2 separate regions of the Homo sapiens genome follow, and region 1 is linked to region 2. Evidence: read pairs that join two places in POLR2A ChIA-PET (ENCODE). Cell type or tissue: PC-9. All regions are shown on one strand. Links, peaks and the distances in the headings refer to the core of each region. The heading gives the core; the rest is flanking DNA. Region 1 has its middle 57 kb from the start of SLF2. Region 2 overlaps SLF2 (SMC5/6 complex localization factor 2).

Region 1 (16,014 bases), core at 2,593-10,592, 70 kb before region 2:
ACCTACATCTTCATTTGAGTCACTGATAGAAACATCGCGTGGCCAGGGCTGAGTCACAGGCTCAGAGACGTCATGCTGGCAAGACAGAAAACCTGTCATCACGTCTCTTTGGGTAGAGTGAGTCTCCAGCTATGAATCTTCCAAGCAGGGCCATCATGCAGCCCACATTTTCCCATCACATACACAAGAATACAATGATAAGCTGCTTTATGCCCTGTTGTAAGTATAAAAACAGTGCCTTCTGCATTCCCCTAACCTCTTCATTCTGTATCCTTATCAACAAAAGAAGCATGATATGCTGTCCTTTGGTATGTGTTTGTAGAGACCTCATGCTGGCTTCTGCCAAACATCATTCTCCTTGCTAAGCATTGCCAGACCTCATATATAATAATCATTTCTAGAATTTTGCCAGGAATCAGCATTAATTTGGACACTCTTTAATTTCCATATCCAAAGCCTACTCCTTGCTGGCTATGATGGCAGTATTCGTCCAACTCCACCCCGTAGCACCCCTCCTAATTTCCAGGATCCCCTGAAGTCACTGACAGCAGATTCCTGATTACATATCATCTTGACACCTATCTGAACCTTTTTACAGTAGACTACTCTGCTGCCATTAACAATATTGGTATGGATTGTAGAGCTATATTCACTGACATGAAAAAGTGTCCACCATACCTTGTTAAGTGAAAAATAAAGTTTACAAAGCAATATGATTTTATAATTCCATTTTTGTAAAAAAACAAAAACAAAAACAAAAAACCTTCATTATGTACACATAAAAATAAAGTCCAGAAGTCTACATACCAAAATATTAACAGCGGTAATATGGGTGGAAGAATTACAGGTGATGTTTTTTTCGCACATCTGAATTTTCCAGTTCTTCTTCAATTAGCATTCATAACTCATGTAATGAAGGAAAACAGCTTTTTTTTAAAAAAGTCAAGGTTGACTTCCCAGACTCTGGTAAATCAGAGCTATCTTAGAGCACAAATAACATTCCTCCACATGCTTCTCTCTTCTCCCTGAGAATTTCATTCTCCCGTAATATAAGGAGGAGGGAGGGGAGAGAAAAAGAGGATGGGGCTGCCATTTGTAGGCACAATGCCAAGCCATGGGCAGGGGTTTTATCTCCATCACTGCATTTAATCCTCACAACTGAGAGGAGTAAATTTTACCAATAATATCGACTCTTCCAGAAAGTTGGGTGATGAAGGGAAAGGAGACCATGAGATCCTGGACTGGGGAGAGACAAGGTCAAAGGAAGGTGAGGTGAAGCTAACCCATTTTACAGATGAAAACACTGAGTTTCTAAAATGACAATCAATCACGCAGCTAGTAAATAAAGCTAAATTCAAACCCAGGTCTGCCTGACCCTAAAGCCTTCCTCCTTTTATGACACCACAGCAGCCATCACACCTGCAGTCCCCATAGCATCCAATTTTAAAGATTTTTGGTTTTTCCTTCCCTGACATACCATTATCAACTTGCAGTTTAAAGCTCTTTTAATCAGGCAGCAGATCTCTTCTTAAAACTTCTCTGATCACCCCTGCACAGAACTTAAAGCAAATCCTCATTTTTAATCTTCACAACCATCTTCTTGTTTTGTTTTCTCTTTTTTTTCTTTTTTGAGACAGGGTCTCGCTCTGTCACTTAGGCTGGAGCGCAGTGGTGCAGTCACAGCTTACTGCAGCTTCGATCTCTTGGGCTCAAGTGATTCTCCAGCCCCAGCCCCCCAAGTAGCTGGGACTACAGGCGCAACCACAGCTGACAAATTTTTTAGATTTTGTGTAGAGATGGGATTTCGCCATGTTGCCCAGCTGGTCCCAAACTCCTAGGCTCAAGCGATCCTCCTGGTGTGGCCACCCAAAGTGCTGGGATTACAGGTGTGAGCCACCACTTGAGGCCTTCAGAACCATCTTTAAGCTCACAGCTCAAACGCCTTCTTCACCTTTCCCTCCGGAAGCATGAACTCCAAAACCAGAAAAAATGAAACATCATTTCCGACACATCCTATTGTACCCAAATTTCTTCCGTGTCTTTACCTAGTGCCTCAAAGCTCTGCAGACAGCATATAGAAGGATGAATGGGTGTGGACAGAGTTCAGCCAGACCTCAGAGACAAACCATAGAAGGTCCTGGGAGTCATTGCTGAGAAGCAGCCTAGAACTCCCTCAGTTCCCAGTATTACATTCTTTTCTGCTTAATATAGAATGGGTGTCTGTTTCCTGTGACTGAACTCTTAATGAGAAGTAATAATAGTAATAACTTCTCCCTTTTTAATTCTATAAACCTGATGCTATATAACAGGTTAAATATCTATCATCCCATCTAATTTGCATGGCAATCACATAAATTCGGTATTATTTTCCCAATTTACGTGTGAAGAAACCAAGGATTGGAGAGGTTGCCCAAGAGTTCATCGTCGGTAAATGGCTGAGCCTTGACTCAAATGAGGGTTTGCAAACTCCAGAGCTTGTGCTCCTAACCACTGTGCATCCCGCCGCTCATGTGGTTCCTTGTGGAAGGGAGGAACCTACGTAATGGATAACATCCTCAGCAGACTTTGTGGAAGATATAGAGATTTTTTTCTTTTCTTTACTTTTCTTTCTTTCTTTCTTTCTTTTTTTTTTTTTTTTTTTTGAGACGGAGTTTCACTCTTGTTGTCCAGGCTGGAGTGCAATGGTGCGATCTCGGCTCACCACAACCTCTGCCTCCTGGATTCAAGAGATTCTCCTGCCTCAGTCTCCCAAGTAGCTGGGATTACAGGCATGTGCCACTACGCCCGGCTAATTTTGTATTTTTAGTAGAGACAGGGTTTCTCCATGTTGGTCAGGCTGTCCCGACCTCAGGTGATCCACCCGCCTTGGCCTCCCAAAGTGCTGGGATTACAGACTTGAGCCACCGCGCCCAGCCTCAGAGGTGTTTTATAAACCATTAAGTCATACTTTATAATGACTCTGCTTCAACTATTCTCTTCTCTCTCTCCACTGTCCCTTCCCCACCTCTACACCTCCAAGTGTGCACATGTGCTCACCTTACCATCCCTTGACCCCCACAGTCCAGGACCCCATAGGACCCTTTCCCTTCCTCACCACACTTTCTGGAAGAGTAGCCCACACTTGTTACTTTCCTTCCCACCTCTAGCCCCATTCCCGTTGTCACCTGGCTTCTGCCTCCACCACCCCAGGGAAGCTGCTTTAGCTAAGATCTTTATGTCCTCCTGCTGCACATCTCATGGCTCTCTGGGGCCTCATCCTGTGTGACATCCCTGCAGCATGTCACGCAGCTGCCCACTCCACTGTCTTGAAACTCTCTCTCCACTTGGCTTCCTGACAACACTCTCCCCTGACTTTCTTCCATCCTCTCTGCTGGTGATTCTCTGTCTTGATCATTGACTCCTCTAACTCCACCTGACCCTCAAATGCTGGTGCTTTCCAGGGTTCTGCCCTCAGCCTTCAGCCCAACCCTCTCCTTCAGGCCCCAGACTCCTTCCTACAGCTGCAACAGCCCACTTACATGCAAGCAGACAACTGCCCAGGCTGTTGTCTTTAGCTCAGATCACTCTCCCACAGTTTAGACTCACATTTCCATCTGCCTAGCTGACACCTCCACCTGGAAGTTCTCCTGAAAACTTTAATTCAGTGTGTCTAAAAACTAAACAGTACAACATGCCCCCTGTAGACAGAGATCCACACACGTGTGGGCAGTAGGGTTACAGGCGATGCTGTGTTTTGCATGTCTCAATCTAGCTTTTCCTCAATTAACATTGATAACCCATATAATAAGGGGAGACAACTTTTCATTTTAATTTATTTATGCATGTATTTTAGAGACAAGATCTTGCTATGTTGCCCAGGCTGGTCTCAAACTCCTAGACTCGTGTGATCCTTCCACCTAAACCTCATGAGTGGCTGGGACAACAGGCATTCACAACCACACCCAGCTAAGGAAACAGCTTTTAATAAAAAGTCAAGGTTGGCTTTACAGTATCTTCGTAATTGTACAGAGATACTTTGGAGCACAAATAACATTCCTCATGCTCCCTCTCTTTCTCCCTGAGAGTTTCAGTCCACATAAGGAAGAGGGAGGGGGCAAAGAGGGTGAGACTATCATTCCTAGGCACAATGCCAAGCCACGTGCTAGGGGCTTCCTCCATCATTTATTTTATTTTATTTTTAAATTTTTATTTTATTGTTTTTTTTTTTTTTTTTTTTTAGAAATGGGGTCTCGTCATGTTGCCCAGGCTGGTCCTGAACTCCTGGCCTCAAGTCTTCCTCCTGCCTTGGCCTTCCAAAGTGCTGGGATTACAGGCGTAAGCCACCACATCCAGTCGCCGTCCATCTAGTTATATTTCATCCTTATAACTGAGGGGGGTTAGATATTATTTGCCCCATTTTACAGATGAAAACCCGAAGCTCTGAAATGATAAGCAATCACCTCCAATCATGCAGCTAATAAATAACTAAAGCAAAATGCAAATCCAGGTCTTCCTGACCCCAAAGTTCACACACACACACACACACACACACACCACATTTCTCTCTTGAAGTACCTCAGTACTTGCTTAAAAATTTCCACCAAATCTCCCTCTCCTCTTCATCACTTCCTGTCAAAGCCTGATGTGAGAGAACAGAAGGCAAGCACTGGGGCTGTCACACGCACAGACATTCCTAGTCACTCCATGAGAACACAACTGCCATCCTCATTTCTCTAGAGGAGCCAATTATTCTCTCAATGACCCTGTACTCTGTACCTTCTTTTTTTTTTTTTTTTTTTTGAGAAGGAGTCTCACTCTGTTGCCCAGGCTGGGGTGCAGTGGTGCAATCTTGGCTCACCACAACCTCCACCTACCAGATTCAAGCAATTCTCCTCCCTCAGCCTCCTGAGTAGCTGGGATTACAGGCGCCCACCACCACATCTGGCTAATTTTTGTATTTTTAGTAGAGACGAGGTTTCGCCATGTTGACCAGGCTGGTCTCGAACTCCTGACCTCTGGTGATCCACCCGCCTCGGCGTCCCAAAGTGCTGGGACTACAGGTGTGAGCCACCGTGCCAGCCTGTACTCTACCTTCTATGTCTATATCTCAGACAGAGATCGCCAGGCACTGGAGATCCTGTGGTGAACCAGGCAAATGTGGTTCTTGCCCTCATAGAGTCTACATTCTGGAAAATGCATCATTAACAATGCAAGGGCACTAAATAGAGAACATTTATGCACAGCAGTAACCAATGTAGGTTCACCAAGAACCACTAGTTAAAATGGAGAAAGGTATTGAAAAAGTAGATGAGTGTAAGCTCAAAAGGAAATTTCTAGGATTCTGATGCATGACTCCACCCTCAGCTGTTCCTAGTTCCTATTTTTGTTAATGACCTCCAGGCTCGCCAGATCATCAGAAGATGTAAAACTTGTTAAATGGCAGAGGACAAAATTAGGGCCTCACAGGCAGCTTGGAATAATGGGTCAAAACTAACATAATGAAATTTAAGGGATAAATGTCAAGTCCTGAATTTGTTTTACAAATCAATTGCCCTAGTGCACAGTGAGGGAGGCCTGGCTGCTGTGGCTCGTATGAGAAAAAGCAGGTAATTCTGATGCCCAGGAGCTTCATGTGGGTCCACAAAGCCAACTGGCTACCAGAACGCTAGGATGTAGGTGTGGGCAGTTCTGAAGGAATCCAACACAGCATGGAACACATGGTCCTTGGGCCTGCTCTGAGAAGGCCCTCCATCCACCCAGAGCCACCAGGCAGGCTGCAGGTGTCGAGAAAGACGGGCAGCATCTCTGCATCATCACATATCAGGGCTGACCACCTGGTCCCTCTCTTTCATTTACAGAGCAGCCAACTGAGGCCCAGAGAGGGGAAGGGGTGTACCTTGTGGGGTCAAAAAGTTTGCAGTAGAACTAGGGCAGCTCTCCACTATCTCGAATGAATGAATGATGTACATAGGTAAGGATAAAGTACATAGAGGGGCAGCAGATGAGATTAGGGACATCAATTTCATCTTCTTTGAGGCATCAAACAGAAATTAATGGAAGTGGTAAGTCTTCCTATTGACATGCATAGGTTCTTTGGGCTCAGTACATGGGTACATATATGTGTGCCCACACCATGCCCCACAAGGCTCTGCCTTGACCCCCACATGCTCTCCTCCCTGTCCCAGGCAGGTGCTGAAGGCATAGGAGAAGCATTGCTCAGCTCGTGCCCACCCGCTGGGTTTTCTTTCCTCTTTCCAAGATTCTTCTCCAGGAAGCCCTCCTGAATTGGGGAGTCTGTGGTGCTGCCCTCCTGCCCAGACAGAGAGCCCTGCCAGCTGCTGCAGCCCCTACCCAAAGCTCAGTGGTGGGTGGTTATCCTGAATTATCCTAAGGGGACAGGAGCCTAGAGCAAGCCCCCCATCTTGTACTGTTGCACCCTGTCCCATCATATGCTTCTGTGCCCCGGGCCCCTCAACCCCTCACCCTCACCATGGCCCTATCCTCAGATCCATGTCTCCCTCAGACCTCAGACCCCCACTTCTGTTTCCCTCCCCCAAGATTCTCTGTCATTATCTCTGGAAAGTGAAGCTTGTGCATCATCATTAATGGGCTAAACAGCAGGGTCAGCGAGGCAGGTAGCAGTAAACGCAGCAATTACGGCCGCGCCTCCATCCCAGCGCCTTCGCTCCCAATCCATCTCCCCTCATCACCAGGCGGTGCTGAGCCGGCCCTGCCTTCATTACATTAATCAGGTTAATTCCAAGTTAGAGTCCACATTCTAATCAAAAGGCAGTCAACAGGGTGGGGTGCTGGGGGAAGAGGGAAGAGCTGTCCACCCAAGAAATGGGGGGTTGACGGAGGTCCCAGGCCTAGACACCTGAGAGCCTAGCCTCCAGAGCCCCATCTTTCCAGGGGCTGCTCCCACTTTGTCTGGGCCTTGCTCCTGAGACCTCTTTTGCATCCTGGATTCAAGCCAGGGCTAAGACTCTAGATACAGAGTTAGAGGCAAGGGAGAGTCCAATTCCAATTCCCTGTCTCTCTAAACACACCAACCAGGCCGTCATGTACTGTTCACAAGGTAGTGCACTGACAATGCTAGGAGGGCACCACGTTTATATTGTAGTCTATGTGAATGATGCCCTTAGAGCTGTGCAGTGTACAACCTGCACAACAGAGCAGAGCAGCCCTGTAGGTTACCTCCTAAGAAACCAAGGTCCTGGGGAAGGTCAGAGGATACTGGAGAAGACAGAGTGGAGGCCATGGAGCCAACACTGGAACTCAACAAGCTCATTAAGATGAAACAGAGATCAAGAGAATGAGCCTCCAGCAGCAGCAGCTTCTCCATTGGCCCCAACACTCTGGCATCTCTGCAAGGTTCTGTCCTCATCCTCTGCCAGGAAATGTCATCTGCTTCCCCAGCTTCAAATATCACCATGTTGATGAGGCCCTCCCCTTCCCCCAAAATCTTTCCTACACCCTGACTTCATATTCCATTTGGATAGCTCCACATGGAAATCCCTCCAGTTGCACAAAGAACATGGATGAAATAGCTCGGAAGCTGCTCTCCCAAATTTACTTCTCTTCCCTTTCTCCATGAATTCCTCCTCCCTCTCTGGACCAAGCTAGAAATATTGAAAGTTATTAGAGAATCCTTCTTGGACCCTTTATTAGTTTCCTATAGCTTCTGTAACAAATTATTACAAACTTAGTGGCTTAAAACAACATGGGTTTATTATTTTTCAGTTCTGGAAGCTAGAAGTCTAACATGGGTCTCACTCTAAGCTCAGATCAAGGTATTGACTGGGCTGGTTCCTTCTGGAGGCTCTAGAGGAGAATCTACTACCTTGCTTTTTCCAGCTGCTAGAGGCTGCCTGCATTCTTTGGCTTGTGGCCCCTTCCTTCATCTTCAAAGCCAGCAGGATAGCATCTTCAAGTCTCTCTCTGATTCTGACCCGTCTGCCTTCTTTAACTTGTAAGGGCCAATCCTTGTGAGTATATTGGATCTCCTCAGATAATCCAGGATAAATCTCCTGGAGTTGACTGGCAACCTTAATTCCCCCTTGCTCTGTAATATAACATATCCACAGGTTCTTGGAATTAGGATATAGACCTTGATGATATAGTTAGGATGTTCCCTCCAAATCTCATATTAAAATGTGGAAGATTCCTCCAACAATCCCCAATGTTGGAGGTGGGGCCTAGTGGGAGGTGTTTGGGATGGATCCCTCATGAATGGCTTGGTGCCCTCCCCACAGTAATGAGTGAGTTCTCCCTGTATTAGTTCACGTGAGGGCTGGTTGTTTAAAAGACTGTGACATTTCTCTTGCTCCCTCTGTCACCATGTGACATGCCCATTCTGTTTGCCTTCTACCATGAGTAAGAGCTTCCTGAGACCTCACCAGAAGCTGAGCAGATGCTGGTGCCATGTTGCGCAGCCTGCAGAACTATGAGCCGAATAAACTTTTTTCTTTATAAATTATCCAGCCTCTAAACAGGTATTCCTTTATAGTAACAGAAGACAGAATAATACACTTGGGAAGCCATTATTCTGCCTGCCATAAACCCCAAATATCAGATTGATCTTCAAGTCCTGTTAATTCTATGCCTCCAAGACAGCCCTTCTATCAGTTCCTGCGTTCTTTATCTTGGATTGTCTAGACATTACAATAATCTATCTTCAACCTCTCCCTCTCCAATTACAATCATCAACTTCCAACCTTTCCCTCTCTAATCCACTTTCCAAGAGGCTGCCAGAATGAGGCAGATGCTTTTATTGTTCCTAGCATCTCTTCCTCTTGGCCCACCTCGGATTTCAGTGCAGCTAGCCCAGGAAAGGGAATGTAATGACCCTGGCAGCAACTGTCAACCAGTGGGGACCTCCTTCGAGTACCCAGTAATAGATAAGTACCCAGCTTCCTGTCCTTTAAAGGGACAATTCTGAAGTGCATTCTACGTGATTCTTCAGAGGATCTCCAAGGATCGCTTTTTGGTTGCCCATAGAGACAACAAGCTTTCTTTTTTTTTTTTTTTTGAGACAGAGTCTCACTCTGTCGCCCAGGCTGGAGTGCAGTGGCGTGATCTCGGCTCACTGCAACCTCCGCCTCCCGGGTTCACGCCATTCTCCTGCCTCAGCCTCCCTAGTAGCTGGGACTGCAGGCACCCACCACCACGCCCGGCTAATTTTTTTTTTTTTTTTTTGTATTTTTAGTAGAGACGGGGTTTCACTGTGTTAGCCAGGATGGCCTCGATCTCCTGACCTCATGATCCACCCATCTCGGCCTCCCAAAGTGCTGGGATTACAAGCGTGAGCCACTGCGCCCGGCCACAACCAGCTTTCTTCTCTGTTTCCCTCTCCCCACTCCCTCACGACTGCTCCCTGTGATCACCTTCCAAATAAACTGCCTTCACCTAAGTCCTTGTCTCAAGCTCTGATCTAGGGGAAAATCAAACTAAGACAGAGTCATATCTCTAAGATGAAAATCTGATCAAGTCATTTTCCTTATTAAAGACAGCAAACAACTCCTGCCCTCAGGTTAAAGTACTAACTTGGAGGTTGGTATTCAAAGCCCTACATAACCCTACCCACTTCTCCAATCTCATCATTTTCTGCATCCATCCACTTATCCTATTCTCCAGCCATGCGAGATTTCCCCCATAAACTCTCACATCCCCAAGCATTCACTCACATTAAGAGCTCTGAGTTCTAGATCCTGCCCATCTCTGCATGGATGTCTCATAGCAAACCTCAAGCTCAACGTGTCTAAAAATGGAACTCAACTTCTCAGCAATGTTCTCTTTTCTCTAACTTTCTCTCAGTTTTCCTTTGTTTTGTCTGACTCTTCACCATCTTTCCCATTTCTTTTTCTTTCTCCAGTCTCATATACATGACTGATCTCCAGGCTTTCGTCCTTGACCCTCCTCTTTTCTTGATCTCAACATTTTCCCTGAGTCGCCTCATCCCTTCCTAAGGCATTGTTTACAGCCTACACATGCGGACAATTCCATCTCCAGGCTGGACCTCTCACCTCTCTGCTAAGCTCCAAACCCATATTCAGCTGTCTACTGGATACCTCAACCTGGATGTCCCATAGCAACTTGAACTCTATATGTTCCAGACTGAATCATCCCTCAACTTCCTCATCCTCTAATATTCCCCTTTATGGAATCATCTACAACCTAGCTGTTCAGAAATATTCACCTCCTTTTGCCTTGTCCCCTCCCCAGATCATTCCATTGCCTTCTCCAGTCTAGCCTCCACACAACAGTCAGTGAATCAGTGCAATCTTTTGTTGTTGTTGTTGTTGTTGTTGTTGAGATGAAGTCTCACTCTGTCACCCAGGCTGCAGTGCAGTGGCATGATCTTGGCTCACTGCAACCTCCACCTCCCGGGTTCAAGCGATTCTCCTGCCTCAGCCTCCCGAGTAGCTGGGATTACAGGTGCACACCACCACACCCAGCTAATTTTTGTATTTTTAATAGAGACAGGGTTTCACCATGTTGGTCAGGCTGGTTACGAACTCCTGACCTCAAGTGATCTGCCCGCCTTGGCCTCCCAAAGTGCTGGATTACAGGCGTGAGCCACCACGCCCGGCCAACAATCTTTCTATCACATATATCTGAGAGATACCTCCAACTCAGTACCCACTGAAGGAAATCCTACGTTTCTTAGCATGTTCTAGAGTCCTTCTTCTCGGGGTCTGCCCACCTGAGCAGCCCCAGCTTCCCTTTATGTGACCCATACTGTCTGATCTGGTTGCAATGCGCTTCCTATACCACGACCCCATCAATGCCTTCTCTACTTAGAGACTTTCTTATCTTTAAAGCCACCTCTTCTTGGAGGCCTTCCAGACAGTGTTTCCAGGGCAACCCATGCAGCACAGTACTCTAACTATGATGCATATTTACCAGTCTTTCTCCTTGTTAGACTGGGAATCCTTGAGGTCAGGGACTCCATCTCAGTGTCCTTTGCCCCATAGCACTGTGCCTGCTTCTTAGCACAAGTTTATTCAGTGCTTGCTGAACAAATGGATGAATAGGTATGCAGTTTCACACAGAGCAAAATTCTTATTTATGTAATGACACACACACACAGTCACTGTGTTCATGGTTACGCAGACAGAGACAGCCATCCTCCCTCACACTGTCGTTTCAATGTATGAAGAGTCTTCAACAGTCAATCACATGCCTCCACCATCACTTACCTACGGCCACATACCAACATTCACCCACACACCCACCTCCATGTCAACCAAGGCACTCGTTGTCACGTCCCCACACACATGCACGTCACAAACTCCCACGCGGCCGCACACACAAACTCACACAGAGCCATGGATACACGGCCACACGTACAGCTCCAAACACCTCGAGGGCACACTTCATCTCCAATTGTGAGCAAATGCTGTTGGTTTTCATTAATCTGCAGGCTCTGTGTTTGCCAGTCTCTCTGGCTCCCCCTCTCCCTCTTCCCCACTCTCTCTCTTTCTGCTCCGAGGCAGGTGAGCGCATCAATTTTCTCCTCGTCTGTGGCAGTTAAATTAAATGGAATCGGCCTGGTTGCTGAAAATCAAAGGGAAGGCTGATAAAGCAATTAAATCCCTCTAATTCCTCGTCCTGAAAGGTGCAGCGGCTCTGAAGCTAATTAACTTCATAATGAAAATCCTTCTTCACCCTTTTAGGCTCTTCTCCTCGGGTCTCCTCTCCTCTCCTCTCCTTCTGGGGAGAAGCTGGTTACTGAGGAAGAGCTGGATCAGCAGCATTAAAAGTCAGAACCCTGGAGAGGTCTCGGGGGACTCCTGTGCTCCTGCGTTCAGCTCCCTCCCCTTCCCTCCTCTGCTCACCCCTTTCTCCTACACCTAGTTACCTGCCTAGCTCTCAACACCACATTTCTAACGTCCACCACCCCCGCAAACACCCCACACTACGCCAACACCAGATCCACCCCTACTACATTCAGCCCACCTCCCACCACCTACCCCAGCACCCAGCTGTTACCCCAAATGCCAAGGCTTCCTCCACCCCACATCAGCCCCCTAAAACCAACTCTGTCTCTAAAATCGGCCCTGCCCAACACATAGGCCACCTGCCCCTCGAGCTCGATCTCAACAGCAGCCTGCCTTCAGTGCACAGTTTATAATCCTGAACACCTAATACGTACCCAGAACTATGCTACGCACTGGGGTGTAAAGATGAACAAAAACAACACAAGCCCTGTCCTAAAGGATCTCCTTATCTGGAGGTAGAGAAAATAAGGCCTTCCAAAAGCGAAGCTGTCTTAGTCCATCAGGCTGCTATAAGAGAATACCAGAAACTGGGTGGCATATAAACAACAGAAATTTATTTCTCCCAGCTCTGGAAGCTGGGAAGTCCAAGATCAAAGCACCAGCAGATTCCATGTCTGGTGAGGTCCCACTTCTCATAGATAGTGCCTTCTTGCTGTGTCCTCACATGGTGAAAGGGACTAGCTAGCTTTCTGGTGTCTCTTTTTATTTACTGACTTGTTTGTTTATTTTTATAGCAATACCAGCTTGAGAATGGGGTCTCCACCTCTACAACCTAATCACCTCCCAAAAACCCCACCTCCTAGTGCCACCACCTTGGGATTAGAATTTCAACACAAATTTTGGGGAGACATGAACATTTGTGCCATAACAGAAACCTATGAGAGGGGCCTGCAGTGCACTCTGGCAGACTAGGGAAGGCTCCAGATGGGAAGCACTTGGACTAGGTCATTAAGTGTTAGCTGGGGCAGGTTGGGCATGGTGGCTCACACCTGTAATCCCAACACTTTGGGAGGCCAAGGTGGGACGATTGCTTGAGTTCAGGAGTTGGAGACCAGCCTGGGCAACATAGCAAGACCTCGCCTGTACAAAAAAATTAAAAATTAGCCGAGTGTAGTGGTGCATGCCTGTAGTCCCAGATACTTGGGTGGTTGAGGCAGGAGGATCGCTTGAACCCAGGAAGTCGGGGCTGCAGTGAGCTGTGATCATACTACTGCACTCCATCTCGGGTGACAGAGCGAGACCCGTCTCAAAAAAAAAGTCAGCTGGGTTGACTGGCTGGGAGAAGGAGATGGAGTCAGGAGAAAGAGCATTTGCAAAGCTTGGAGGTGGGAGAGAGCAAGAGCTGATCAGGGATTGGGAGTTTGTTTGCAAAGGTAGCCCCTGGGCCATGTGGGAGGCTTGGCTGCAGATGAGGCTGGGTAATTGGGCAGAGGCCAGACCATGAAGGGCTTTAAAGACCATAGCAAGGAGTCTTGGTTTATTTTTCTTTTTTTAAGACAGTGTCTCATTCTGTTGCCCAGGCTGGAGTGCAGTGGCTCAATCTCAGCTCACTGCAACCTCTGCCAACAGGGTTCAAGCAATTCTTCTGCCTCAGCCTCCCGAGTAGTTGAGATTACAGGCATGCGCCACCACACCCGGTTAATTTTTTTATTTCTTAAGTAGAGAGAGGGTTTCACCATGTTGGCCAGGCTAGTCTGGAACTCCTGGCCTCAAATGATCTGCCCACCTCGGCTTTCCAAAGTGCTGGGATTACAGGCAATAGCCATGATGCCCGGACAGTTTCTTTCAAACAATGTCAGGTGCTAAATAGGATTTACTTGTCACATAGAACCAGAGTTTGTTGAAATTCTTTTCCACTACCCCACATGTGGGAGCAGGGCAGACACAGGGAGGATCGCAGACATATGCGAGTGTCCATGAGCACACTAGCAGGAGCAGGCCTGGGGAACAGGGACCCCAGGAGACATCCAGTCAAAGCGAGTCTAAGAAGGTAGCAGAGCAAGTGCATGGGATGGCCTTCTGTGATTTGAGAGAGGGAAGAGGCCCTTGCTCTGTGCTGTCCCGCTGCCAGCCCGGAGATGCTCACATTTTGGCACCTACCTCTCCCCTCCCTCTGGAAAGTCCATCCATTTCCATGGCTTCAGATCTTACCTCTCCATGGGGAGCTGTGAGCCCCACAAGGGAAAGGTGCAGTCTGTCTCATTCGCTGTTGAATCCTCAGCCCAATCTATTGTAGATGCTCAGTAGATATTTTTTAACTGATACAAAGAAATGAACAAATCTACACCCTCGAGCTCCAGACCTGTGTATTCCACTGTCAACTAAACTTTTCCACTTGCACGTTTCCATCTCACACTTAACATGTCCCAAACCAAACTCATTCCTCCCCGCTTGCCCACCTGAATCCTGCTCCTCTGCTTGGTTTCCTGTTTTAGTGAATGGCACCACCAGCCACACAACTGACAAGCCCAAGGCCTGGGCTTCATTCTCAGCCCTTCCTTCTCTACCACCCCTACCCCCACATCGCAGCAGTCTCCACTGCCATTCATTCTGCCTTCCTACTGCTTCTCCTCTTTCCTCTCCCACTACACTCTCCCCGCCACCACCTCTCATGCTCTCTGTGATTTCCTGGCTGGTCTCTCTGCTTCGGGTCTCCACCACTTCCAATCCATCCTCCAGAACAATTGTTCTGAAGTGGAAAATAGGAACACATCACTCATCTACTTACTATTCTCATAGGCTCATCATTCCTTATAAAGCAAAGGTCAGCTCCTCAGCTAGCCTACAGGACCCCAGACTTCAGCCACAGCTGACTTCTTACAGCAACCAAATGTCCCAGATTCATGTTGGGGTGCCTTGTTCCTTGCCCGTCTGGAATGCCCTTCTCCAAACTCCACTGGACCCCGGCTTCCTCCCACCCCTGACCACCCCATCATGTTTCCAGACTCCCTGAAATTTTCTTTAGAGGTTCTATTTTATGTTTGTTTTCCTTTGAGCTTTTCTGTGCCTTCTATGTATTCTGCATGGAGCAAATATTATTTTTGTAACTAGAGAAAGAAAATGTTTTAATATAGCTGAGAACCCCCTTCTCTCTAAAGCTTCTCCTCAGGCTTCCATATCCCTACCCACAGAATTCCCCTTCCGTTGGGCCTCATTGGGACCTCTCTTCCACCTGCTGGAACACCAGCAGCCTGATGTGTTTGCATATTTGTCTCCCTTACAGGGTGAGGCCCTGGAGGGCAGGGCAAATGGGTGTCCTCCTGATCTTGGCTGGCACAGTGTCAGGCACATCAGATTTGCCCCATGATTGTTGAACAAGTGAATGGCCAAGCGGCCTGAGAGAGCTGAGAGTTTAGTCAAACCACAGCATTGGGCCAGGTGCGGTGGCTCATACCTACAATCCCAACAATTTGGGAGGCCGAGGTGGGCAGATCACCTGAGGTCAGGAGTTTGAGACCAGCCTGGCCTACACGGTGAAACCCCATCTCTACCAAAAATTCAAAAACTTAGCTGGGCATGGTGGTGGGCACCTGTAATCCCAGCTACTTGGGAGGTGGAGGCAGGAGAATCGCTTGAACCCAGGAGGTGGAGGTTGCAGTGAGCCGAGATGGCACCATTGCACTCCAGCCTGGGTGACAGAGCAAGACTCCATCTCAAAAACAAACAAACAAAAAAAACACCACAACATCCCATGGGAGTCAGAGTGTTGAGGGCACAATCTGCAGGAGGTAGAGAGCAGCCAGCAGGGTCAGCCCTGCCACAAGGCCCGGTAACATTCCTGAAGGATCCCACTGGATTGGGGAAGATGGTAATAGAACTTCCCACGTGGAGAGGGCTGGCATAGGTCCCCAGCCCCAGCCCAATCCTGGTCTCCACCTTCAGAGATCCTCAGAGGTGCAAGGAGAGAAAAGCAGTGGGAGGGAGAAGCAGAGATGTGGGAGAAAGGCAGAGACAGGACGAGTGACAGAGGGAAGGAGGCTCTTATGAAGACACAGGGAGACAGTGGCAGAGACTCCAGAAGGGCAGATGGGTGACAAGGCCCCCAGCACAGCCCAGGAGCCTCCATGCACACAAAGCCCACGCTGGGGTTGGGGGACAGGGTCCTGGGGATTGGGGAGAGGACAGCAGGTTCCCAACCCTCTGCAGGTGCCAGCCCCCATCCTGGGCCAGCTCCCCACCCTTTCTGGAGCCAGCGGGTGGCACCCTGCCGGGGGCAGATGAGACTCCGACATGAGTGATGGGTGCCGATTTA
Region 2 (16,014 bases), core at 3,611-11,610:
CTTGCCAAAGGAGATGAAGTCACTAAAGAAAAAACATCGATCCCCAGAGAGAAGGAAGTCACTATTCATTCATGAAAATAATGAGAAGAATGATAGAGATCGAGGCAAAACCAATGCAGACTCCAAAAAGCAGACCACAGTGGCAGAAGCTGACATCTTCAATAACAGCTCCAGAAGCCTTAGCAGCAGGAGCAGCCTGTCCAGGCACCACCCGGAAGAAAGCCCACTGGGAGCTAAATTCCAGTTGTCACTAGCTTCTTACTGCAGAGAACGAGAACTAAAGAGGTTGAGAAAGGAGCAAATGGAGCAGAGAATCAACTCCGAGAATTCTTTCTCAGAAGCAAGCAGTCTTTCCTTAAAATCTAGTATAGAAAGAAAATATAAACCAAGGCAGGAACAAAGGAAACAGAATGACATCATACCTGGAAAAAATAATCTGTCAAATGTGGTATGTGTAAGAATTATTGAATTAGCATTGCTACTGCTATGTCATATTTAGAATACTAAATTTAAAAATATTTAAGAGTTGTTACATCACATTGACGTCTTTCCTGAAGGAAATACTTATGCACAGTTTGTGTAGAAGCTGGTTTCATTACATTTCCTCCAGTTGCCCTTCATCGAACTCAGTAAAGCAGTGTTTCTTATCCTTAGTTTTTTCAGACTGGGAACAAAGATCTTTTTTAGTCAGAAAAGTAAGCATTCTTTTTTTTTAAGGCAAGTATAGTCTTACTTATTTATGTGTAGACAGTCTTGCTCTGTTGCTCATGCTGGAGTGCTATGGCGTGATCATGTCTCATTGCAGTCTCAAACTCCTGGGCTCAAATGATGCTCTCACCTCAGCTTCCCAAGTAGTCGAGACTCCAGGTACCTGCCACCATATTTGACTAATTTTTGTATTTTTTTGTAGAGACAGGTCTCCCTATACTGCCCAGGCTGGCCTTGAACCCCTGGCCTCAAGCGATCCTCCTGCTTCCTGTACTTTGGGAGGCCTAGGTGGAAGGATTGCTTGAGCTCAGGAGTTTGAGACCAGCCAGAGCCACATATCGAGACCTTGGCTCTACTACAAATAAATAAATAAATAAATAACCAGTCATGGTGGCATGTGCCTGTTCTCCTAGCTACTTAGGAGGCTAAGGTGGGAGGCTCGCTTGAGCCCAGGAGATCAAGGTTGCAGTGAGTTTGATCACACCATTGCACTCCAGCCTGGGTGACAGAGCGAGACCTTGTCTCAAAAATACAGTGTTCTAATATAATATTCTTGAATTATTGATATAAACGTAAATCAGCATTTTGAAAACTGACTTCATTTTTATGATATTTTTACATGTTTATGATACAAATGCCCTTAATTTTTATGACAAAAACCTTAAGATCTTTAAATATTTTATTATAGACATTAGGATTTACCTCCAAATATGGGTGCTTGCCTTATTCAATCTAGAAATCTGTGTTTAAATGTTAGGAAGAATGCCTTCACATTCTTTACTGTCCCCAACACTTAATTAATTTTATCTCATTGTGCTCATAGGAAAATGGACATCTCTCAAGAAAAAGATCCTCTTCTGATTCATGGGAACCTACTTCAGGTAGAATCAAAATTAAATTTATGGATTTCTAAATAAATTTCCATTTTAATGGCACTGCTTTTTAAAATAAATTTGTTTAAATATGCAGTTCCCTTCTTGGGGATGAATTAAGTGTCTCATATTAATTAAGAGTTTGGTAAGATCATATTAAAAAAGACTAGTCCCTGAATCTAGTACTTATAATTTGGGTTTGTTTTTGAGACAGGGTCTTACTCTGTCACCCAGGCTGGGATGCAGTGGCATGATCACGACTCAACTGCAAGCCTTGACCTCCTGGCCTCGAATGATTCTCCCACCTCAGCTTCCTGAGTAGCTGGGACTACAGATGTGGGCAACTATGCCTGGTTAATTTCTTGTATTTTTGTAGAGACGAGGTTTCGCCACGTTGCCCAGGCTGGTCTCAAACTCCTGAGCTCATGAGCCACCACACCTGACCTAGTGCATATAATTTGTAATCTGTCTTGAATCTCTGCCCTCTTCAGGAGTTCCTAACAGTATGTTTCTCATACTGGTATTCAGTGTTTCCTTCTGAATCCTTGGCTACATCAGGAAACATAATCTTTTTTTTTTTTTTTTTTTTTTTTTTTTTGAGACAGAGTCTCGCTCTGTCGCCCAGGCTGGAGTGCAGTGGTGTAATTTGGCTCATTGCAAGCTCCGCCTCCCGGGTTCACACCATTCTCCTGCCTCAGCCTCCCAAATATCTGGGACTACAGGCGCCCACCACCATGCCCGACTAATTTTTTGTATTTTTAGTGGAGACGGGGTTTCACCACGTTAGCCAGGATGGTCTCGATCTCCTGACCTCGTGATCTGCCCACCTCGGCCTCCCAAAGTGCTGGGATTACAGGCATGAGCCACTGCACCGGGCCCCCAGGAAACATAATCTTATTATCTTGGAATTGTAGACTGAGTTGTTGGTATTATGTTGAAGATGCTTTGTATAGGGTTGAGACTGTTACCATGATAAAAAGCAGTGTTCTCTAATATTTCAAATCCAAGGATCCCTTTTTAATATTAAATTTCAAGGATATCTACATGACATTAGTTTGTACTTTTAGCATTTATTGATTGAAAAAAATATAAAATAACAAATCTGTTAATTCAGTACATTTTATCTTTTTTTAAAACTAGAAAATAGAAGATTAAAAAGGCAAACACTGCAGAAGTTTGCAACAAGAAATGAAAGGTCTCCACAACTAACAACAGTTAATAGTCTAGTGTATCCGATTTTTTTCCTGATGTGACTATACATTTTGAAAAACAAATTCCCACATTCAGTAAGATACATTGGACACGATAATAATAGCTGGCTTTCATTGAGTACTTACTGTGTGCTATGCCATTTTATGTGCTTCTAATTCGTTTGAACCTCATAACTTTATATGATAGTGGTTTACTTTTAGAGATGGAAAAGCCAAAGTACAGAGAGTCAGTTCTAATTCCTCCTTCAGGTTTCATCTACTTCATTTTATTTATATTTTAGAGGTGCATTGCATTTTGACCAAGAACTCTCAACTGGTAAAATCAATCTTCAGCCAAGGCTGAAACCATATTTTACCATTATAGAAGGAACTTCTAGGATACAGGAATAAATCTAAAGTTTTGTGTGTTTTTTGTTTATTTAATTTTTATAATGTTGCTGATTTTATGACCAAATTTTAGTGAATTTTGACATTATTGTAGAAGAACAGGAATTTCTCAGCCAGGAGATTGCTTCTGCACTCACTGTATTGCACATTTTTAATACTAAATACATGATCACCTTGCACCAAAGTTAATGGAAGAACAAAATATTATTTTATATAAGGGGCTGCTGCTGGTGGTGTGGCTACCACATTATTCCTTTTCTTTTTTCTCTGACTTAAGATTTGAAAAAATCTTTTCATTTCCTGGATTTGCAAATTTCATTCATGGTGGCTAAAGTAGTTTCATTTATATAATCCCACCTAGCAAAGTTTTTGAGTACTGCTTGGAAAAGATGCTTTCTACATATTTTCAGAGGCTGACTTATGATGGTTGCCGTCACTTATATTTTTATTACCAATATTTTTGCATGTGTTTCATAATCACTAATAATTATAGCATTATACTCTTAATAAATATACATTTATACTTCAATTGACTAACATCAACAGAATTTCAACATGTAAAGGACAAGGGGATATTTCAATCTAGATAGCATGAAGAATGCTTATTGTGTCTGATAGCAAAATTATTAAAAATCTAAGCCAGGCGCAGTGGTTCATGCCTGTAATCCCAGCACTTTGGGAGGCCAAGGCAGATGGATCACCTGAGGTCAGGAGTTCGAGACCAGCCTGGCCAACATGGTGAGACCTCGTCTCTACTAAAATTACAAAAATTAGCTGGGCATGGTGCCCAAGCCTGTAATCCCAGCTACTCAGGAGGCCAAGGCAGGAAAATTGCTTGAACCTGGAAGGTGGAGGTTGCAGTGAGCTGAGATGGTGCCACTGCACTCCAGCCTGGGTGTCAGAGCAGGACTCAATCTCGAAAAAAATAAATAAATAAAAATAAAAATCCAAATGATATGTCTTGTTCATCTTGTTAATACACTTAATCAATTGTCATGGTAATGTACATAATCACGCAATCATTAATCACATACAAGTTCAGGGATTTCAGAAGTAATGTTAGACTAGGCATTTAGCCCTTTGGTCTTCTAGAGCCCTGTCTTTTGGCTGAATTGTGAGGGGAAATTTAATCCATTGCTAGTACATTTCGTAACTGATTAATAACCAATCACCTATTAATGGCCTTTGGATTTTTCCTTTTTCTTGAGATGGAGTCTCACTGTCTCCTAGGCTGGAGTGCAGTGGTGAGATTGTAGCTCACTTGCAGCACTGAACTCCTGGGCTGAAGCAATCCTCCTGCCTCAGCCTCCCAAAGTGCTGGGATTACGGGCGTGAGCCACCATGCCCAGCCTCCTTTTTTTCTTTTTACAAACTCAATCTCTCTCTTATATGAATATTTTATGTATTAGTATATTTGAAATATTTGAAAAACTGTAAAACAAATATTCTCTACAGGCTGACAAAGGATACAAAAAGAATTATGAACATTTTGCAATTAATCACCTGACCTGAAGAGCTTGCTAAAGGGGATCCTACCTGCAGTACCAATTCACTTTTCTCTAATTCTAGATGATGAAACCCCTTAATAAGCTGACTTATCCTAAACATCTTCCACAAACAGTGTTTGTCTCCTCCTGGATCAACCCTGAATAATGCCTGAGCAAAGCAGGAATTTCTCCTCATTTCTAGCTATATTTAAATTATCTGACTTCTCTAGAAAAATGGAACAAAACTCAAACTGGCAGCTCTGTAGCTCATTTTTTGTAATCCCATACTTAAAAGTAAGATAATGAGCCAAATCTTCTCTTTTGTTTAGTCATTTAATTTCTCATCCTGTTACCCCTGTCCTTTTTGTAAGACATTTAACCCCAGAAAACTGAATAGGATGGAATGATTTCCTCAGGTAATGGGAGATATCTGTAAAAGAGCAGAGATAAGGGCATTTGTTAATTAGTTAATTTAATTTTTATAAATTGAATTTTTCAGATTATATATTGATCAAGCTATCCAAATAATAATTGCCTCTCAAGTTTGGTTTTGGCGGGTTTATTTTATTTTATTTACTCATTTTGATTCAAGGTCTTACTCTGGTGCCCAGGCTGGAGTGCAATGGCACAATTACAGCTCACTGTAGCCTCACGGGGCTCAAGCAGTCCTCCCACCTGAGCCTCCAAGTAGGTGGGACTACAGGCACATGCCACTGCACCCGGCTAATTTTTGTATTTTTTGTAGAGACTATTTCACCATGTTGCCTAGGCTGGTCTCAAACTCCTGAGCCCAAGTGATCCTCCCAAAGTGCTGGGATTACAGGCATGAGCCACTAGACATGGCCAAAAGATAAGAAATTTTCTAACTAGAGAAGGGATTGACGGGGTTGTACTTTTCGCAGAGGCAGGGTTTCACCTGAGCTCACGAACTCCCACCTTGGCCTCCCAAAGTTGTGGTATTACAGGCATGAGCCACTGTGCCCAGCCATTTTAGGTTTTTAAAGCAACTCTTGGGGAATGGAGACATCTGTCCATGTGCAGAAAATTTGATTTAGGGAAATCTGGTTTGGGGAATACTGATTGCACAAATAGTGAATTTTTTGTGTTTTTTTTTGTTGTTGTTTTGTTTTTTTGAGTTGAAGTCTTGCTTTGGTACCTAGGCTGGTCTTGAACTCCTGGGCTCAAGTTATCTTCCCACCTCAGCCTCCTGAGTAGCTGGGACTATATAGGCACACACCACTGCACCAGGTTAAAGTGAATTTTTTTTTTTTTTTTTGAAACGGAGTCTTGCTCTGTTGCCCAGACTGGCGTGCAGTGGTGCCGTCTTGGCTCAGTGCAACCACCACCTCCCAGGTTCAAGCGATTCTCCTGTCTTGGCCTCCCAAGTAGCTGGGAGTACAGGCACGCACCACCATGCCTGGCTAATTTTTGTATTTTCAGTAGAGACAGGGTTTCACCATGTTGGCCAGGCTGGTCTCAAACTCCTGACCTCAAGTGATCTGCCCACTCCGGCCTCCCAAAATGCTGGGATTACAGGTGTGACCCACCGCACTCAGCCCACAATATGAATTTTTAAAAACTGGTTCATTCAAATGTATGTGGTTATTAAAGTACTTCTGGATGGGGCTATAATAAATATAGCTTATATTAGTTTCCTAGGGCTGCCATAACAAAGTGCCAAAACCAGGGTGGCTTAAAACAACAGGAATTATTGTTTCACAGTTCTGGAAGCTAGAAGTTTGAAATCAGGATATCAATAGGGCCGTAATGTCTCTGGCAACTCTAGGGGAGAATACTTCCTTACCTCGTCTAGCTTCTGGTGTTTGCCTGCAATCTTTGGCATTTCTTGACTTACAGCTGCATCACTCCAGTCACATAGCATCTTTTCCTTGTGTATTTTCACCTTGTATTCCCTCTGTGCATGTCTGTCTTTGTCTCCAAAGACAAAGACACCTTTTGTAAGTACACCAGTCATACTGCATTGGGACACAGCGTGATTTTTTTTTTTTTAATGAGAAATTAACATTTATCTGCCTTCAAGTGTTTATCCTATACGTGTTTTAAGGTACTATACATTTAAATGTAGAAGTGTTACATTTCTGCAACCAGGTAGTCCTAGGTCTAAAAGAATTTCCAGAAGTACCTATGGCATCCTTAACTTGGTACAAATATGCAGTTGTTTGTTTTAGGGAGTGGCATCTTTAATTCTGTTAAGGTGGTAAACTTTTCATAGCTTTGGAATGAAAATGAGCATTTGTCATTAGCTTTAAATTTCTTGGACACCAGTATTTATCCAGTTGATAAGTAACTCTTTTTCTGCATTCCATATATGGTGACTAATCTCAGCCTTAATACTTAGAATTTTAAACCTTTCATTAGGGTGTTCTAGACACTGAATAAACTTTACTAAAGTTGGAAAGTATATTTTTCACTAATCTAACAAAAATTAAATTTTAGCAGGCTCTAAGCAGAATAAATTCCCTGAAAAAAGAAAAAGGAACTCTGTGGACTCAGATCTGAAAAGCACAAGAGAATCTATGATACCAAAAGCAAGAGAGTCCTTCCTTGAGAAGCGTCCTGATGGACCACATCAGAAAGAAAAATTTATAAAACATATTGCACTGAAGACACCTGGTGATGTGTTGCGCTTAGAAGATATATCCAAGGAACCGAGTGATGAAACTGATGGCTCTTCTGCAGGCTTGGCACCTTCAAATTCTGGCAATTCTGGCCACCATTCTACCAGGAATAGTGACCAAATCCAAGTGGCAGGTACCAAGGAGACTAAGATGCAGAAACCCCACTTACCTTTATCTCAGGAAAAGTCTGCAATTAAAAAAGCTAGCAACCTTCAGAAAAATAAAACCGCTAGCTCCACGACAAAGGAGAAGGAGACAAAACTACCTTTACTTTCCCGTGTTCCAAGTGCTGGTTCCTCTCTAGTACCATTAAATGCTAAAAATTGTGCTCTTCCAGTTTCTAAAAAAGATAAAGAGCGTTCCTCATCTAAAGAATGTTCTGGGCATTCTACAGAATCCACCAAACACAAGGAACACAAAGCAAAGACTAATAAGGCCGATTCTAATGTATCTTCAGGGAAAATTTCTGGGGGACCTTTGCGCTCAGAATATGGCACTCCTACAAAGTCTCCCCCTGCTGCTTTGGAAGTTGTGCCATGTATCCCAAGCCCTGCAGCACCTTCAGATAAAGCCCCTTCAGAAGGAGAGAGTTCAGGAAATTCCAATGCAGGTAGCAGTGCACTGAAAAGAAAACTAAGGGGTGATTTTGATAGTGATGAAGAAAGTTTAGGTTACAACCTAGACAGTGATGAGGAAGAGGAAACATTAAAGTCACTGGAAGAAATAATGGCTTTGAACTTCAATCAGACTCCTGCAGCTACAGGAAAGCCTCCTGCTCTTTCCAAGGGGCTTAGATCTCAGTCATCAGACTATACAGTAAGTAGTTCTGTGACGTTTATCTTTACTTGAAGAGGGAAAGATGATTAATTAGTGAAAGGGGTGGATTATCGGAACTTACTTTAAAATTTAGTATTTATTATAACTCATATTTGTACTGAAAATGGAATAATTCTTGTTTGGTAAATGAGTTTCCATATCTTTAGTTTTATTACTGTAAGTCAGTGGTCTCCAAACTCTTTTGATCACACACACTTAACAATTTTTGAGCATGTACCCCAACATATATGTATACCTTTAGATTATATATATGTACCACTGTAATACTGTGTACTTTCTAAAGCATATGCAAAAACAGAATTTAAAAGGAAGAAGAAGAGAAAAATAAGTATTTTCCTGTAGAAGTGACGTAGAAGTTACTATAGACTAAGTTCTACTGGAGTCTCTATAGAAGTTCCATATAAATAGAAGTTCTATTATTTTCTTCCTGCACCCCAATGGATCACCTTGCACACCCCCTGCTTTGGAGACCACATCTGTAAATGAAGGTAGAGTGTAGAAATGTTGTTGATTGTGGTGTGCAATTTTATTTATAAAGTGCTTCATTCTATCTTGGGAATAAGCTGAATTAAATTCTAAGATGTCTGTAAAATTTGGTGGGGAAGGTGTTAATATTCCATGGTAACACCTAAAAATTAGTAGTTTGATTCTACTAAAATAGAATTTAAAAGTAAAGACAGGGTAGCCACAGAGTCCTTGAGTGTTTGCAGTCACATCTCAAAGTTAGCAGGGTTTTATAAGTACTGCCTTTCCTAATAGGTAGTAAAATCAAATTGTCTGCAGTGCAAAATACTAGATTTAAAGCATGATGGTGAAAATTATCCTTTAAGAAAGGTGTTATCCTGGCCCAGATTATTGAAATAGAAAATAGTCTTTCGTACCCTTAATTACTTAAAACATCCCAGTTCTTCTACTAAGACATGTGGTAAAGTATTTCTAAATGTTCTTGTTTTAGGGACATGTTCATCCTGGAACTTACACAAATACCTTAGAACGTCTAGTGAAGGAAATGGAAGACACACAAAGGTTTGTTAGCATAAAGATTAATTTGCTAAATTTAACATTTTGCTTGTTTGTGTGGCTTACTTTTAATTTACCTTTTTTAAAAAATCATGAGAAATTAGCGTGCATTTTGGACTCTGTTGTCAACTGTGTTAGAATAAGATATGTTGGCCGGACGCAGTGGCTCATGCCTGTAATCACAACACTTTGGGAGACCCAGGCAAGATTACTTGAGCCCAGGAGTTCAAGGCTGCGGTGAGTCGTGATGGCGCCACTTCACTGCAGCCTGGGTGGCAGAGTGAGACCCAGTCTCAAATGAAAAAAAGAGGCCAGGTGTGATGGCTCATGCCTGTAATCCAGTACTTTAGGAGGCCAAAGCAGGCAAATCTCTTGAGCCCAGGAGTTTGAGACTAGCCTGGGCAACATGGTGAAACCCCATCTCTACAAAAAATACAAAAATTAGCCAGTCATGGTGCCACATACCTATGGTCCCAGCTACTCAACAGGCTGAGGTTGGGAGGATCACCTGAGCCCAAGGAGGTCAAGGCTGTAGTGAGCTGTGATTGAGCCACTGCACTCCAATCTGGGTGACAGAATAAGACCCCGTCTCAAAAAAAAAAAAAGTGGGGGGCCAGGCGCAGTGGCTCACGCCTGTAATCCCAGCACTTTGGGAGGCCGAGGCAGGTGGATCATGAGGTCAGGAGATCGAGACCATGCTGGCTAACATGGTGAAACCCCATCTCTACTAAAAAATAAAAAAAAAAATTAGCTGGGTGTCGTGGCGGGCGCTTGTAGTCCCAGCTCCTGGGGAGGCTGAGGCAGGAGAATGGCGTGAACCCGGAAGTCGGAGGTGGCAGTGAGCCGAGATTGCGCCACTGCACTCTAGCCTGGGCAACAGAGCAAGACTCCATCTCAAAAAAAAAAAAAAGGGAATAAGATGGGTTCTCTTGTTCATAGACTGGATCAAAAGATCCAGGTTTTTATAGTATACTGCACTAACTAATAATATAAATTCCTTTCTGTTTATTACAACTAGTATCTGATAGCTGAAATTCTAGATCGAAAGCATGGGTAGAATTTTTTGTGTTTTTTTAATGGAAAATACATATAAAATTTACCATTTTAACCATTTTTACATGTACAGTTCAGTGGCATTAAGTAAATTTATATGTTGTGCAACCATTATCACCATCTAGCTACAGAACTTTTTCATCTTTCCAAACTGAAACTCCATACCCTTTAAACAATAACTCCCCATTTTCCTCTTCCTCCCACCCTCAGCAACTACCCTTCTACTTTGTCTCTATGAAATTGACTGTGTTTTAGTTATCTCATGTAAGTGGTATTATATTTGTCCTTTTACGACTGTTTATTTCATTCAGGGCAGTGTCTTCAGAGTTCATTCATATAGTAGCATGTGTCAGAATTTCCGTTCTTTATAAAGCTGATTATTCCATTGTATTATGTATATAACACATTTTCTTTAGTCATCTGTCAGTGGACCTTTGGATTGCTTCCACTTTTTGGCTACTGTGAATAATGCTGCTATGAACATGGGTATACAAATATCTCTTCAAGTCTCTCCTTTAGATTCTGTTGGGCATATACACGTAAGTGGACTTACTGGATTATATGGTAATTCCGTTTAATTTTTTGAGGAACCGCCACACTGTTTTCCACAATGGCTGCACCATTGCACATTTGCACCAACAATTAATAAGGGTTCCAGTTTCTCCACATCTTTGCCAACACATTATTTTATCTTTGTTTTTTGTTTGTTTTGATAATAGCCATCCTAACAGTAAAGTGGTATCTCCTTATTGTTTGGTTTGCCTTCCCTAATGACTAATGATGTTAACATATTTTCATGTGCTTATTGGCCATTTGTTATACAAATGGAGAAATGTCTTTTCAGATTCTTTGCCTGTTTTTAATTGGCTTGTTTGGTGGGTGGGGCGGTTCACACAGGTAGAATTTTCTGAAATATTTCTATCAAGTTACTCTTTTGAGGAAAAAGTTTAGAATTATGATGAACACCCCCCCCCCCCCCCACACACACACACACACACACACGAGAGAGAGACAGAGAGAGAGAGAGAGAGAGAGAGAAAAGTTGAGGATCATAATGATCTTAATGAAATTTATGTGACTAATTATGGACAGGTTTTGCTAATAAGAGGGGAAAAATATATTCCTTGTTAATTCAAGGAGTGTCCTTGAACCTAGCCTGGAGAACTTCACTAACAGCTCAGCTGACTTGATTACATGGAAGTTGGTATGTGCTACATATCTCAAACTTGATAACCAAGTAGCTAACTTTAGGAATTTTTCAGATGATTAGTAGTTCAAAAGCTTCCCCCTTTCTGAATTTAATTAGAGAACTTGTCTGTATTTAAAATTCTTTAAATATTTCATGAATTCTTGTGATCTGTGATATGAAATCTGAAGTTCCTCCTTTAAAATTGAGCACTTCACAAATGAAAGACAGTAGTACTAGTTTAATTGAATGATTGACCCTTTTCTATAATGATAGAACAGTACATTTACTAGTTATTTACTCCTCAGCTGTACTTATCCACTGTTTGTGGCTGGGGTAAGGACCTTGTTTAAAATAACTTAATCTTGGAGAGGCAGTATAAGCAAGGACTCTAGAGCTAGACTCTCTCGCTATGAATCCCACATCCTTGCATTACAAGCTCTTGCAAGTTACTTTGCTTTTCTAATGTTGGTTTTCTTATCTATAAAATGCGTTATAAACTACTACATGGAGTTGTTGTAAGGGTTAAAAGAGTTAATATATAAAGCCCTTAGTGCAGTGCCTGTCACATATTAAGTGCTCGGTAAATGTTAGGTGTTGTGATGATGATGACAGTGACAACTACTGCTGCTAGAAAGCCTAGTTAACTTATCAGGTTGTTGGGCATCTAGAACCCAGTGAACTTTAAAGAGTAGAGAGGATAATCAAATTAGTGATGTTTATTCTTTGCCATTTTTCCTTTCCCATTCTGTGAGTGGTTTGGACAGATCATTCTTGAAGTTCTAGCTTTATGGAAATCCTCAAGTCTTTTATGCAGTGGAACACTATTCTAATGCCACACTGGTAACTGGGTAAAAGCCTAGCACCTGAAATATATCTGTTTTCATGAAAATTGTACGTCGTGATGTATTTGGGAGACATAATTTGACCGATAGTATAACAAAATTTGTTATATACCAGGGTACTTAATAAGGGTTTTCTTTGTGCTGCTTTTAGATATAAACTAAAGACTTTTTAAAAATATTTTTAGAGTAAACTGTTATAACATTCTTTCCAATTCTCAGGCTAGATGAACTGCAGAAGCAACTACAAGAAGACATAAGGCAAGGCCGAGGCATTAAATCCCCAATCAGAATTGGAGAAGAAGACAGTACAGATGATGAGGATGGCCTCTTAGAAGAGCACAAGTATAGCATTTTTCATAATGTATTTTACCTTATTAAAGTTTTTACATTTTTTAGTTTTGTTTTTGTAAAATAAATGGGCCATTGATGGCTGTTAGTGAATAATTTATGATAGGTTTCTGTCTGTAATGGGTTTGAAAGGCAAATGTTAGGGCCAGGTTTCATCTTTTATCTTTTCTCCTGGTTATTGTTTCTTTTCACATAGACACATTTAGTGGCTTTTGACTAACAACTACAAAAAGTGGAAGAAGCAAAGCATACTTTTCTCATGCTAGTCTTCTAATTTGGGATTAACATTGGCTTAAAAAATGGTTTTCTTTGCACCCAGCTTTTAAATACAAAACTATATGTAGTGTAACAATTTGGTATTGATTGACTTTTTTTATGTTTCAGGGAATTTCTAAAGAAATTTTCAGTTACAATTGATGCTATTCCTGATCATCATCCAGGTGAAGAAATATTTAATTTCCTCAATTCTGGAAAAATTTTCAATCAGTATACCTTGGATTTAAGAGACTCTGGTTTTATTGGACAAAGTGCTGTAGAAAAACTTATTCTTAAGTAAGTAGAAAAATAGACATTTTACTTTTATATGTATAAAAAATTACTCTAAAACACTTCTGACTCACGTAATCTTCTAAAAGGTTAATTTCTATTATGACCTATTAAGTTTCCTAATCCTCTTATTACTATTGATCTTTATGTTTTCTTCTTTAATTATAGGAAGCAGTGTAGGATAGTTGTTTGACACATCTCATGCCTTTATTAATTATGATTAAGATCAGTGTATAATAACAGTGATTGTCAAAATAATAGTGGTTTAAACAAGAAGTATATTTGAAAGAAGTATAAAAGCAGGAAGTCCAGGGCTGGAGTGCCAGTTTTACCATATAATCTTTCTTCTCCACCATTCTTAGCACCTAGCTTCGGGTGCTGTTCTAGCTCCAGCCTTTAGTTCAAATTCCCAGAAATTCCACACAGCATTCCCACACACTAAGTTAGTTGAATAGAAAACTTAGTCAATATGACCACACTTGGCCACAAGGGAAGCCAGAGAGTGATGTTTATTTCAGGCAGCCAGTGTTTGCAGCTACAGATCAGGGTTCAGTTACCAAGAAGAAAGGCAAAAATAGATGCTGGGATGTGCAACTAGTAATCTCCACCACAGTGCCCAAACTGATCTAATTTCTCTCAGTGCATGATATCTCAGCTCTAGAGAGATCACATCAGTTCTGCTGCCAATTTTTTAAAGTACTTCCCCAGTCTGAGACTTGATAGGCTCTTTCTCAACACTACCAGCAAATGTAGCTTTGTCTGCCAGTTAAATGTGGAGCCTAGCCAACAGATTGGATCAGCTTTAGGCCATCAATTAAATTTATTTTATGAGTAACTCATCCATATTGGTATAGAGTCCACCTCTATGGACTGAAGACAGTTTGCTTGCTCATTTCTCTGATTATGTCAGATGTGTTGGTGGTGATAGTAGAAGTATTTTGCCATGAAGTTAATAGCCATGTTGATTTTACTTTATTTTTTCAGATCGGGAAAAACAGATCAGATTTTTTTGACAACACAAGGTTTCCTTACGTCTGCTTATCACTATGTCCAGTGTCCTGTCCCTGTGTTAAAGTGGCTGTTTCGGGTAAGAGGAATGTTTAGAGGGTTATAGTTGCCTCCTACTATATTTCTAAGTCAAAAGCTTTTAAACATAATTTTATTTGCACATTACTGCAGAAAAAATTAATGTAGCACATCCATGATGTCAGTGGCTTAGAATGTAGCAAAAAGAGTCAATATAAAGAGATTATGAAGAAAGGGATAATGTAGATAGTTGTACAGGACAGTCAGTGTTAGTTGTGCCTGAACCCTTCACCACAGTGATAAATCACTATTATAGTTAGTTTTAGAAGGGATCTTCTAATGCTTACATACCTAAATTTCTTTTTAACCTTTTTTCATGTTTATGGTGGTACCTATATACATTTTCAGAATTTTAATTGTATGCTAATATTTCCCCATTCGTATATATGGTTTTTTTTTTGGATGCAAATCCAACCAAGTGTTTCTTTTCCCCATTCATATTTAACGCTTAAATCCACTTAAATAATTATCTTAAATTTAAGATATGATAATTCCAGAAAGTTAACTCAATTGGTAACTTTTTAAATATCAGTGGTATCATTGATGCTTATGTATGGAGTTCTGGTGTTACTCTAGATACTTCGGACCTTCATGCAGATAAATGTAGAAGTTTCTTACTCTTGACATTTGTATCAGCCAGGAGTGGTGGCTCATGCCTGCAATCCCAGCACTTTGGGAGGCCGAGGCAGGTGGATCATGAGGTCAGGAGCTGGAGATCAGCCTAGCCAACATGGTGAAACCCTGTCTCTACTAAAAATACAAAAATTAGCCAGGTGTGGTGGTGGGCACTTGTAATCCCAGCTACTCAGGAGGCTGAGGCTGGAGAATTGCTTGAACCCAGGAGGTGGAGTTTACAGTGAGCCAAGATTGCTCCATTGTACTGCAGCCTGGGGGACAGAGTGAGACTCTGTCTCAAAAAAAAAAAAGACATTTATATGGGAGGGCATGGATGGGGCTTTTTCCAGTATAAAAGCTTCTGTATCAACAAGTACTATAGTAACTACTCAGTTAGATTGGAATTATGCTTCTTTCAAAGACGAGAACGATTATGAATGACAAGTTATTCTTCGCAGTGGCTCATGCCTGTAATTCTAGCACTTTGGGATACCAAGGCAGGAGGATTACTTGAGACCAGGAGTTTGAGATCAGCCTGGGCAACATAGCAAGACCACATCTGTTTAAAAAAAAAAAAATTATTCTCAGGTTACTGAGTGTTCCACTTTAATAAAATCCTAAATGTGTGAAAAATATACATTCAGGAAAAAGGAATCGTAGTATAAAAGAGTCCTTTATAATATGTGAGTATTGGCCCCAGAAATCCTATAACAAAAAGGAAAAAAGTATCAATGGTGTCAGAGAACTACAGCTATTATATATAAAGTGAAAAGTGGGAAAAACATGGAGTTTCTACTCTGGGTTTTATGATAGCATTTCAAGAAATCTCGTATTTGGTGAGAACTGGAGAGATATTCCAGTACAGACTTTCGTTCATTGTTTTATATAGTTGGCATTTTGAGTGCCAGCTGTGCCAGGCACTGGAGAGAACAGCAATGAAAAAATCAGTGTCTCTGATCTCATGAAGCCCACATGCTAATGTAGAGGAGACAAACAATAAGTGTGTGTGTGTGTGTGTGTGTGTGTGTGCGCGCGCGCGCGCGCGCACATTTGTAAATGTATTGTGTCAGATGATAAGTGCTATGAAGAAAACGTAGGGTAAGGTAGATACAGAGAGTACCGGGGTGAGAGAGAAAGTTTGCTTTTTTAAAGTGTAAAGTAGTTGAAGGTCTTG

What was found. ChIA-PET counts read pairs that join two places held together with the same protein. Peaks named below come from ENCODE experiments on the same cell type or tissue, not always from the same donor. Only the 100,000 strongest peaks of a DNase experiment are listed, where the experiment ranks them.
Region 1: POLR2A ChIA-PET joins it to region 2 with 6 read pairs; 4 of 35 experiments call an interaction of 5 or more read pairs at or near these places.

Annotation. Positions count from the first base shown.
Region 1 is chr10:100,847,658-100,863,671 of GRCh38, forward strand. No RefSeq gene overlaps it. Among named protein-coding and RNA genes, the nearest start is that of SLF2, 57 kb to the right of the region's middle. RefSeq lists an enhancer at 1-573. In PC-9, for the core only: no CTCF peak of the experiment used is centred there; no DNase peak of the experiment used is centred there; H3K27me3 peaks cover 5,856 bases.
Region 2 is chr10:100,916,853-100,932,866 of GRCh38, forward strand. SLF2 (SMC5/6 complex localization factor 2) reads left to right here. Exons shown (of 20, transcript NM_018121.4): 3 at 1-448; 4 at 1,532-1,589; 5 at 7,123-8,120; 6 at 9,097-9,167; 7 at 12,465-12,587; 8 at 12,978-13,145; 9 at 14,124-14,226. Among named protein-coding and RNA genes, the nearest start is that of SLF2, 12 kb to the left of the region's middle. In PC-9, for the core only: no CTCF peak of the experiment used is centred there; a DNase peak (open chromatin) is centred at 6,889; H3K27ac peaks cover 1,376 bases.